2 separate regions of the Homo sapiens genome follow, and region 2 is linked to region 1. A link is a contact called in ENCODE Hi-C or POLR2A ChIA-PET data. All regions are on one chromosome and are shown on one strand. Each heading gives the region's core, a stretch centred on a gene start or an enhancer-like site at or near the end of the contact. The rest is flanking DNA. Distances are from core to core; before and after follow the strand shown.

Region 1 (4,313 bases), core at 1,085-3,584:
CAGGACGGGTTGCGAAATTCTAGAAGCAGAGTTTATAAACCACTGTGCTATATAAATAGCAAAAGCCATAAGTGACCAACACTGAGGATAGCTGGAGGAGGGGATGGCCGAGAAAGGTCCCCAGACTGGACTGTGGGCAAGGCTGCTACTCCAGGCAGCAGGCCTCAATGGGCCCAATCAATCCCCACAAAACAGTGGGCAGCTGGGGGAGGGTCAGGGAGAGGGAGAGGAAGAGGAAGAGGAAGAGGAAGAGGAAGAGGAAGAGGCTGCGGGAGGGAGAGAGGCAAGCCAGGAGGCACTTCGGTCTTCAGAGCTGCCACTTTCCTGAATGTATTAGAGCAGACACAGCTCTCTCCTCTCCCTCAGAGTTAACGGCCAAAGTTCTTACAAGGCCCTACACCATCTGACCCCACTAGTGACTCACAGAGCTCACCTCCTGCCACCCTCCTCAAGGCACATTCTGCTCCATCCACATTTACCTCCTTGCATTCCTAGAAAAAAAACCAGGTAAATTGCTGCCCCAGGGCCTTTGCACATGCTGTGGATGGCTCCTTTACCTCCTTTAGCCGCTGCCCCATGGCCTTTGCACATGCACAGCTTCCTCCCTTACCTTTTCCAAACCTGCTCAAGTGTCACCTCTCATCCAGATTTTCTTTGGTCACCCTATTCCAAAGGCCACCACACACAGACGCCACACCCTCCCCATTCATACCAATACTTCTGTCCTCCCTCGTCTGATGGTTTCCTCCACAGCACTTAGTGGCAGCAGACAAGATTCTATATTTCCGTGTTCATTTTCCTCTCCTCCAGTAGAATGGGGGCTCCAAGTAGGCCAGGATGATGCCTGCTTTGCTCCGTGCCTGCAATGGTGCCTGGTGCACAGTGGACGCGCCACCGCCATCTGCTGAACGGACGAGCAAGCAGGCATGCCTGTGCACCAACAGCGTCCCATGACCTGCCTCGCTGACCCCAGGGCTGACCCTGTGAGTCAGGCCCTATCTCACCCCCATTTTACAGTTGGGAACGGGCTCAGCTTAGGATGTGGTGGAGTTTGGATTCAAACCCAGCCCCAGTGACTCCGAAGCCCGGGTTTGTCACCTTCTCCAGCAATGGGAAGATGCAGCCTGCATTTCCTGCCCAAAGCACATTATGCTCCTAGCTCTCCCTCTTCCTGTCACTGTGAAAGGGAAGCTCCTAGGTGGGGGAGGGGCAGGGGCTTCCCCAACACACACCGTCCTCCTGGGACACGCATGTCCACCAGGCTCAAGTGGGAACAGAGGTCCTCTCTCCAGAAGCTACTTAGCAGGTGACCAACTCCCAGTCTGCCCCATGACTTAAAAGGCCCTCTGCTGTCTCACCCTCCCCTCCAGGAGCTCCTCCTCCAGGTACTTAGGCGCCCAGCACCCCTCCAAAGCCAAGCACCCACTCACCTCCAGGCCTTAGATTGCCTGCCCACCAGCCTCACTCTCCCCTGCTATGATAGGCACAATAATGGCCCTAATCATCCTACTCCCTTCAACCTGTGACTATGTGGCCTGACATGGCAAAGGGACCCTTAGAGTTGCTTAAGCTGAGGATCTTGAGACGGAAGGTGCCCCTGAATGATCTGGTGAGCCCAGTGTAACCACAGGGTCCTTATAAGAGGCGGCAGGGACAGGCCCGGTAGCTCATGCCTATAATCCCAGCACTTTGGGAGGCCAAGGAGGGTGGATCACTTGCGGTCAGTAGTTCGAAACCACCCTGGCCAACATGGTGAAACGCTGTCTCTGCTAAAAATACAAAAATTAGCTAGGTGTGGTGGCGCACACCTATAATCCCAGCTACTCAGGAGGCTGAGGCACAAGAATCACCTGAACCCGGGAGGCAGAGGTTGCAGTGAGCCAAGATTGCGCCACTGCACTCCAGCCTGGGTGACAGAGTGAGACCCCCTCTCAAAAAAAAAAAAAAAAGAGGGAGGCGGGAGGGCCAGAGCCAGAGGAGATGTGAAGACTGAAGCAGAGGTTGGAGTGATGCTGCCACGAGGGAAGGAATGCGAGCAGCCTCTAGATAATGGAAAAGGCAACAGACCCTTCCCTTAGGCTTCCAGAAAGACAACACCTCAACTTTAGCCCCTACGAGACTCACTGTGGACTTCTGACCTCCAGAACTGTAAGATAATAACTTTGTGTTGCTTTAAGCCACAAAGCCTGTGGTCATTTGTCATAGCAGCCACAGGAAACTAGTGTACCCATCCCCCCAAGACCTCAGTTGAAACAGCACCCTCTGGGAGCCGCTCTGGCCCTGGCATGGCCCCATCCCACGCAGATGCTCCCTGGACTTCCTCTTTCATAATTATCTGTCAGTGTTACTTAGTCAAGCTCTGAAGCCATCAGCTCACATTCAATTTCAGTCTCCGCTTCTCACAAGCTGTGTAACGTTGGGAAAGCTTCTCAGCCTTCCTGAGCGGCCCTGTCCTCATCTGTTACACACAGTCGCTCAAGGCCCTCACCTGTACACCTGCCATGAGGCTGGAATGAGGGAGCTCATGCAGAGACAGGGCCCGGCACACCCAGATGAGGGTGACACAACAATCCGTACCACCTGCCAGACCATGAGGATAATGGAGACTGTGCCTGTCTCATCACCGCATATTCCTAAGAGCCCCAGACGGCGCCCAGCTATCAGGTCTCAACAATATTTGTTGAATAAATCATGAGTCCCACAGCCATCAAAAATCTCAAACGCAAATAGGAGGGACAAACCATGTGCAGCTGAGGGAGACAGCCGGGCCAAAGCCCTGAGGTGTGCACAGCTTCTCCAGCTCCATTCAATGGCCCACCACTAGTTCAAACTGGGCAGAGCAGCTCTCACCGATGTCAAAGCCATCCCGTGAAAACACTGCATTCAGCCTCAACTTTGGACCCCACCCTGACATCACACACAGGCTTCTTTCCCACTCTGCTTCAGCTGAGGTCCCCACCAGGAGGGCCAAGGGGAGACTCCCTCCATGATAAGTGAGGCAAACCACCCCCGTCCTTTCCCAACAATGTTGGGGAAACTGATGTCATCATAACAGTCCCCTTGCACAAGGTGGCTGTAAAGGTAAAATGAGAGAACGTGAATCAGTGCCTGGCATACAGCTGGCACCCCATAAATCCCAATTAGATAGTTTTTAATTATTTTACCCCATAGCAAACACATAAGTAGCAACAGGTGCCCCTTCCAAAATCACCTGCAAAACAACAGAGGGAGGCTGGAGCAGCAGAATGGGTCAGGGCTTTGGACTCAGGTGGAGATTTTATTATTATTTTTTGATACAGTCTCACTCTGTCGCCCAGGCTGAAGTGCAGTGGCACGATCTTGGCTCACTGCAGCCTCTGCCTCTCGGGTTCAAGCGATTCTCATGCCTCAGCCTCCTGAGTAGCTAGGATTACAGGTGTGTGTCACCACGCCTGGCTAATTTTTATATTTTTAGTAGAGATGGGGTTTCACCACGCTAGCCAGGCTGGTCTCAAACTCCTGACCTCAGGTGATCTGCCCACCTCGGCCTCCCAAAGTGCTGGGATTACAGGCGTGAGCCACCACGCCTGGCCTCAGATGGAGATTTGAAGCTGAGAGAGCTTGGGTAAGTTACCTGACCTCTATAACCTGTTTCCCTATCCACAAAATGGAGATAATATTACCTACCCCAAAGGACTGCTATGACCCAAGGAAATACTGCCTACCACTCACTCTCATGTTAGAATCGCTCGGAAAAGGCTATGGCCCAGACCTCCCCCAGACCAAAGCCATCAGCGTCTCTGGGGTGGGGCCTGGGTTTTGGGGGTTACGAAGATCCCCAGGTGATCCCATTGTGCGGCCAGGGCTGAGAACCACACATGCTTATGTGGACCTGGCACAAAGTAGGCACTCAAGAAATCCAAGCTTTCATCATTATTTCTCAGCTGGCCAGGATTTTCTTTCATTCATTCAGCATACATTTGTAGAGGGCCTAATATATGCAAATGCAAATCAAATTTAAAGTCATATGTTGGTTTTCAAGAGCCGGGGGTAGGGGGAAAGAGGAGTGACTGTTAACGGGTACAGGATTTCCTTCTGGGGTGACGATGTTTTGGAACTAGACAGAGGTGGTAGTGGCTAAATATCACTGAATTCTTCACTTTAAAATGGTTGATTTTATGTTATGTAAATCTCACCTCAACAAAAAAAGCAAAATAATAATAATCATAACCCAGACACGAAAAAGACAAATCCTATATTAACCCATTCATATGTGGTCCCTAAAGGAGTCAAAGTCATAGAAAATGAAGAGAGAATGGTGGCTGCCAGGGGCT
Region 2 (4,313 bases), core at 1,814-4,313, 1.2 Mb before region 1:
ACTGGGGAACTACTGTATATATACAAGATCTATATGAGGAAACACAAATGTTTATAGCAGCTTTATTTGTAATCACCAAAACTTAGAAGCAACCAAGATATCCTTAAGTAGGTCAATGGATAAACTGTGATACATCCAGACAATGAAATATTATTCAATGCTAAAAAAAAAAAAAAAAAAGAGCTACCAAACCATAAGAAAACATGGAGGAAACTTCAATGCATGTTACCAAGTGAAGGAAGCTAATTTGAAAAGGCTACATACTATATTATTCCAACCATATGACATTCTGGGAAAGGCAAAGCTATGGAAATAGAAGAAAGATCGGTGGATTGCCAGGGGTTAGGGAGAAGGGAGTGGGTAGGCAAATAGGCAGAGCAAGTATTTTAGGGCTGTACAACTATTCTGTGTGATATCATAATGGTGGATACATGAATTTACACATTTGTCATGTATCCACCATACACCGTACAGCACCAAGAGTGAACCCTCATGTAAACTGTGAACTTTGAGTGATAATGATGTGTCAATGTAGAGTCATTGACTGTAACAAATGTACCATTCTGATGTGGGATGTTGATAGTGGGACAAGGCTGTGCATTTGTGGGGATAGGAGGTACTTGGGAAACTTCTGTACCTTCCACCAAATTTTGCTGTGAACTTAAACCTGCTCTAAAAAATAAGGTTTACTTGCTTTTTAAAAAATGCTACCAGGTGCCAACCTGTCTTCCTCTCTAGCCCCTCATCTCATCACCATCATTAACACACACACACACACACACACACGCACACCATTCAAATGCAACCAGGTGCACTCCAGCCTCTTTCTCCAGCCACACTGAGCCAGCTGCCATTCTCCTTCTACCCTGTGCCTTTGAACCACTGATTCTCTGCTTGAAGCCCCCACTCCCACACTGCCAGCTTTTGTTTGACTATCTTCAACATGATTTTCAGTCTCAGCTCATATGTCATCTTTTCACTGATAACTCTGTCCAAGGCAGATGCTCTTTCTCTGTACTTCCAAATCGAAATCAGAGTTCCTTTTGCTAGACCAGCATTTTCTGCCTTGCACGGTAACTCTCAGCTGAAGTTTCTGTCTCTCACACTGTCCTGAGACATGCCACTGGTTCAAGGGGCTGTCTAGGTGGTGCCAAACCTCATACAGATCCTGGCACATAGCAGGTGCCCACTAAAGGCTAGCTGAAATTTCAGGCACTTGAGTAGTGAGCCATGACCCGAAGGCATTGCTTCCTATCTGGGCGACCTTGCCTACTCTAAGCTTCAGTTTCCCCATTGTTAAAATGGGAAAGAATGATAATAAGGGCAATGCCTATTTCATTTGGTGGTTGTGAGGACTGAGTTAATATATATGTAAAATTAACAAATGTAAACAAGAAAAAAATAGCCTGTGGAGGAGGTAAGCTTCTGTAGGCTTCTTCTGAATTGCTTTGGCTTCCTCTGCTGCACATAAAAACAAATGATGTCACTGCCTTGCCCTCCCCCAACCCCACCAGTGGTTTCCCATCACTCTCAGCATCACACGCACACCCTCCCTGCAGCCTAATCTGCCTCCCTGATCTCATCTCCTACTCTTGGACCCGACACTGCGGTAGCCTCACTATTTCCTGCTTTAGGACTTTGCACTTGCTTTTTGCTCTTCCTGGCATACACTTTCCTTTTGAGATCCACATGGCCATCTCATCTACTTCAGAGAGATCTCAGTTGAAATGTCTCCTCTCCAGGACACCTCCCCTCACCCCCAACCCCTATCACAAGGAGCACCTTCGTCACACTTTACCCTTTTATGGTGCTTGATTGACCGGCTCATTGATTGCAACACTGATTACTAATGAATTTTCTTTACTGTTTGCCTCTGCCAATAAAGCAATAGCTCCATGAAGATAGGAACCTGGTTGTGCCCATTGCTATTTTCCTGGTGCTTGCGGGCATTCAGTAAATGTGTTGGGAAAATGAATGAATGTATGAACAGATGAATCCCCTGATACAATGGGAAAGGCAGGGAAATTATCTTGAGTTTCTTTTGGACTCCATCCTCCAGTTCTGGAAGCTTACCTGTACCCCAGAGCCAAGAGAATGACTAAAAGCATGAAATCTGGGACCACCAGCTCCACAGTTTATTTGCTATGGCTGTGGGCCTCAGCTACTTTGCCTGTATAATGGATCTAGTCACTCCATCTACCTCAGTAGTGTTGGGAGGGATGAAAGAACTGATACGAGGAAAGCCTTTAGCACAAGGCCAGGCACATACCTTTGTTAGCTGCTTCACGTGGTTAATACTATAACCTGAGAAGCTGCCCTCATCCTTTCTGTACCCACCTCTTCTGAATATGAAAAAAAAAAAAATCCTTATTTAAATCCATGGTTCCTTTGATGGTACAGCATTTGTATCTTTGCCCACGGCCCCATCCCCTAAGGATGTCTGCCCCCAAATAAAAGTTGTCAAACATTTTAAATGGTATTAAATTGTCCAGAAAATGGGAATGCCCAAAGCAGAGAGTCAGTCAATCAGGATTATTTGAGAGCTTCAAAAAGACAGAAGGAAGCCATTATTAGGTTTAAGAATATTGCATTCCACCTCCCACACAGCCTTTATCTAAATCTTCATTTAATTGGCAGCCTTCAGCACTGTCAGAATTGCATTCTGAGAACCAAGAGAAGTTTTCAAACATTCACACAATGTTATATGCTTGGCTCAAAACAACTCAAGGGGAAAGAACCATCTCTTCTGCAAGAGATTTGGGGATGCCCTAAAGCTGATGCTATGAGAGTTGGGAAACCGACCTTGAATAAGAAACCAAGACCACCATGTAAGTGTCAGCCAAAGACACTGTCCAGAGGTTTCAGGCAGAGAGACTCGGACCTGCTGTCTCCCCAGAATCTCTAGGTGACTCTCTAAGGGCAAGAATTCATCCTTTCTCTATCTCTCAGGACCTCCCCCACTGGCTGGTGCAGTGTAGGCCGGAAATAGATGTTTTTGCAATGACTAATGAGAATTTTTGCGGCTTTATGTCATAAGGGGAATCCTCTCTCAGGCCCATGTGTCTCTGCCTGAGTGATTCCAACCAGAAGCTGGGCTGGAAGAAACCTGATTTCTCCCTGTCCCTCCCTGTAACCCCGTACAGTTAATTAGCAAGTCTTATCTGTTGTGCTATATCTCATGATCTCTGTGGTATCTGTCCCCTTCTCTTCTCTCTCAGGGCCTTGAATGTGGTCTTCAGTCTTCTTCTCCGGAACTACTGCAAAAGGCATCTGTCTCCCATCCTGCGCCCCGGTGCAGGCACAAGCATGCTGATCATTGGAAAACCCAGATTTAAGAGCGTCTGTCACTGCTGCTGAAAAATCCCCCCTAGTTCCTGCGCCTCCAGGGTGAAATCCAAGTTTCTCAACATGACATGCACATCGTGTTTCTTAACCAATCCACCCCCTCCCTGGCTGCTCCCTCCTACCCCTGCAGCCCTGCACCTTGGCCTCCAGCCCCACAAGCAACTCTCAGCTTCCCCCAAGCATGAACTGCCAGCTCCCTCCACTCCATGTCTTTTCTTCTGCTGCTGGCTTTGTGCAGGTACATCCAGTCCCATTTTACTCAGTGCCTAATTTCTGTTGCTCCTTCAGGGCCCAAGTCAAATATATTCCCCAGAAGGCCTTCCTGGGTCCCTCTCTCTGTTCTCCTCCAAAGTTGGGCTGGTCTCTCCTCTGTATTTCCAACACACCTGAGGCTGAGCATACTTTTATTTATTTTTTTGTGTAAAATACACTAAGGCACTACAAAAAGGTGCAAAAGCCCAAGTATTCAGCTCAATGTTTTCCATGAGTTGCCACGTAACTGGCACTAAAATCAAGGAGAAACATTATCAGGTCCTCAGAAACCATCCACCCACCCCCTACCACCACCATGTCTTCTTCACAGACACTTGGAAAAACCGTTCAATAAGTATCTATCAAAGGTAAATTAACAAAATGGGTTTCCAAAGTGGTTGTACTCCCAAGCTCATTCACACTGAATGGACAATGTTGACTGCCTTGTCTGTTTACCCTTCTGAATTACAACATCCTGGGGTCACGGACTACCTTTTGGTCGCCTGTTTACCCCCAACTTCTACAAAGAGCCAGCACATGAATGAACGAATCAATGAATGAATGAGCTAATGAAGGAGTGGGATGAAGAACATACACTGTCAGTTTGAGCAACAGTTTTGATTTTCTTCTGGTCTTTGTTAAATGTGCCTCTCTCATTGGAACCCACAGTTACAGAAAGATTCTGGGATTCCCATCAGAACTCACAAAAGACCATA

What was found. Hi-C counts contacts between places; a loop is a spot of excess contacts on that map. ChIA-PET counts read pairs that join two places held with the same protein, here RNA polymerase II (POLR2A). Pooled maps may share reads with other maps.
Region 2: a map with no recorded cell type shows a loop between it and region 1 (39-fold over the local background). The contact joins two enhancer-like sites. A Hi-C loop is called at or near these places in 3 of 37 single-sample maps with no recorded cell type and 2 of 50 pooled maps. POLR2A ChIA-PET finds 5 or more read pairs at or near these places in 1 of 52 experiments (GM12878).

The regions. Positions count from the first base shown.
Region 1 is chr16:81,479,517-81,483,829 of GRCh38, reverse strand. The region is part of intron 1 of CMIP (c-Maf inducing protein); the gene reads right to left. Among named protein-coding and RNA genes, the nearest start is that of CMIP, 37 kb to the right of the region's middle. RefSeq lists enhancers at 2,586-2,655, 2,686-2,775. Within about 2 kb of position 2,334, at least 15 of the 41 ENCODE cell types and tissues checked have a DNase peak (open chromatin) inside an H3K27ac peak, as active enhancers do; they include GM12878, where a contact is called at or near this core.
Region 2 is chr16:82,652,786-82,657,098 of GRCh38, reverse strand. The region is part of intron 1 of CDH13 (cadherin 13); the gene reads right to left. Among named protein-coding and RNA genes, the nearest start is that of CDH13, 28 kb to the right of the region's middle. RefSeq lists silencers at 1,397-1,446, 1,381-1,675 and enhancers at 2,579-2,628, 2,869-2,918, 2,969-3,178, 3,000-3,499, 2,420-3,619. Within about 2 kb of position 3,063, at least 15 of the 41 ENCODE cell types and tissues checked have a DNase peak (open chromatin) inside an H3K27ac peak, as active enhancers do; they include GM12878, where a contact is called at or near this core.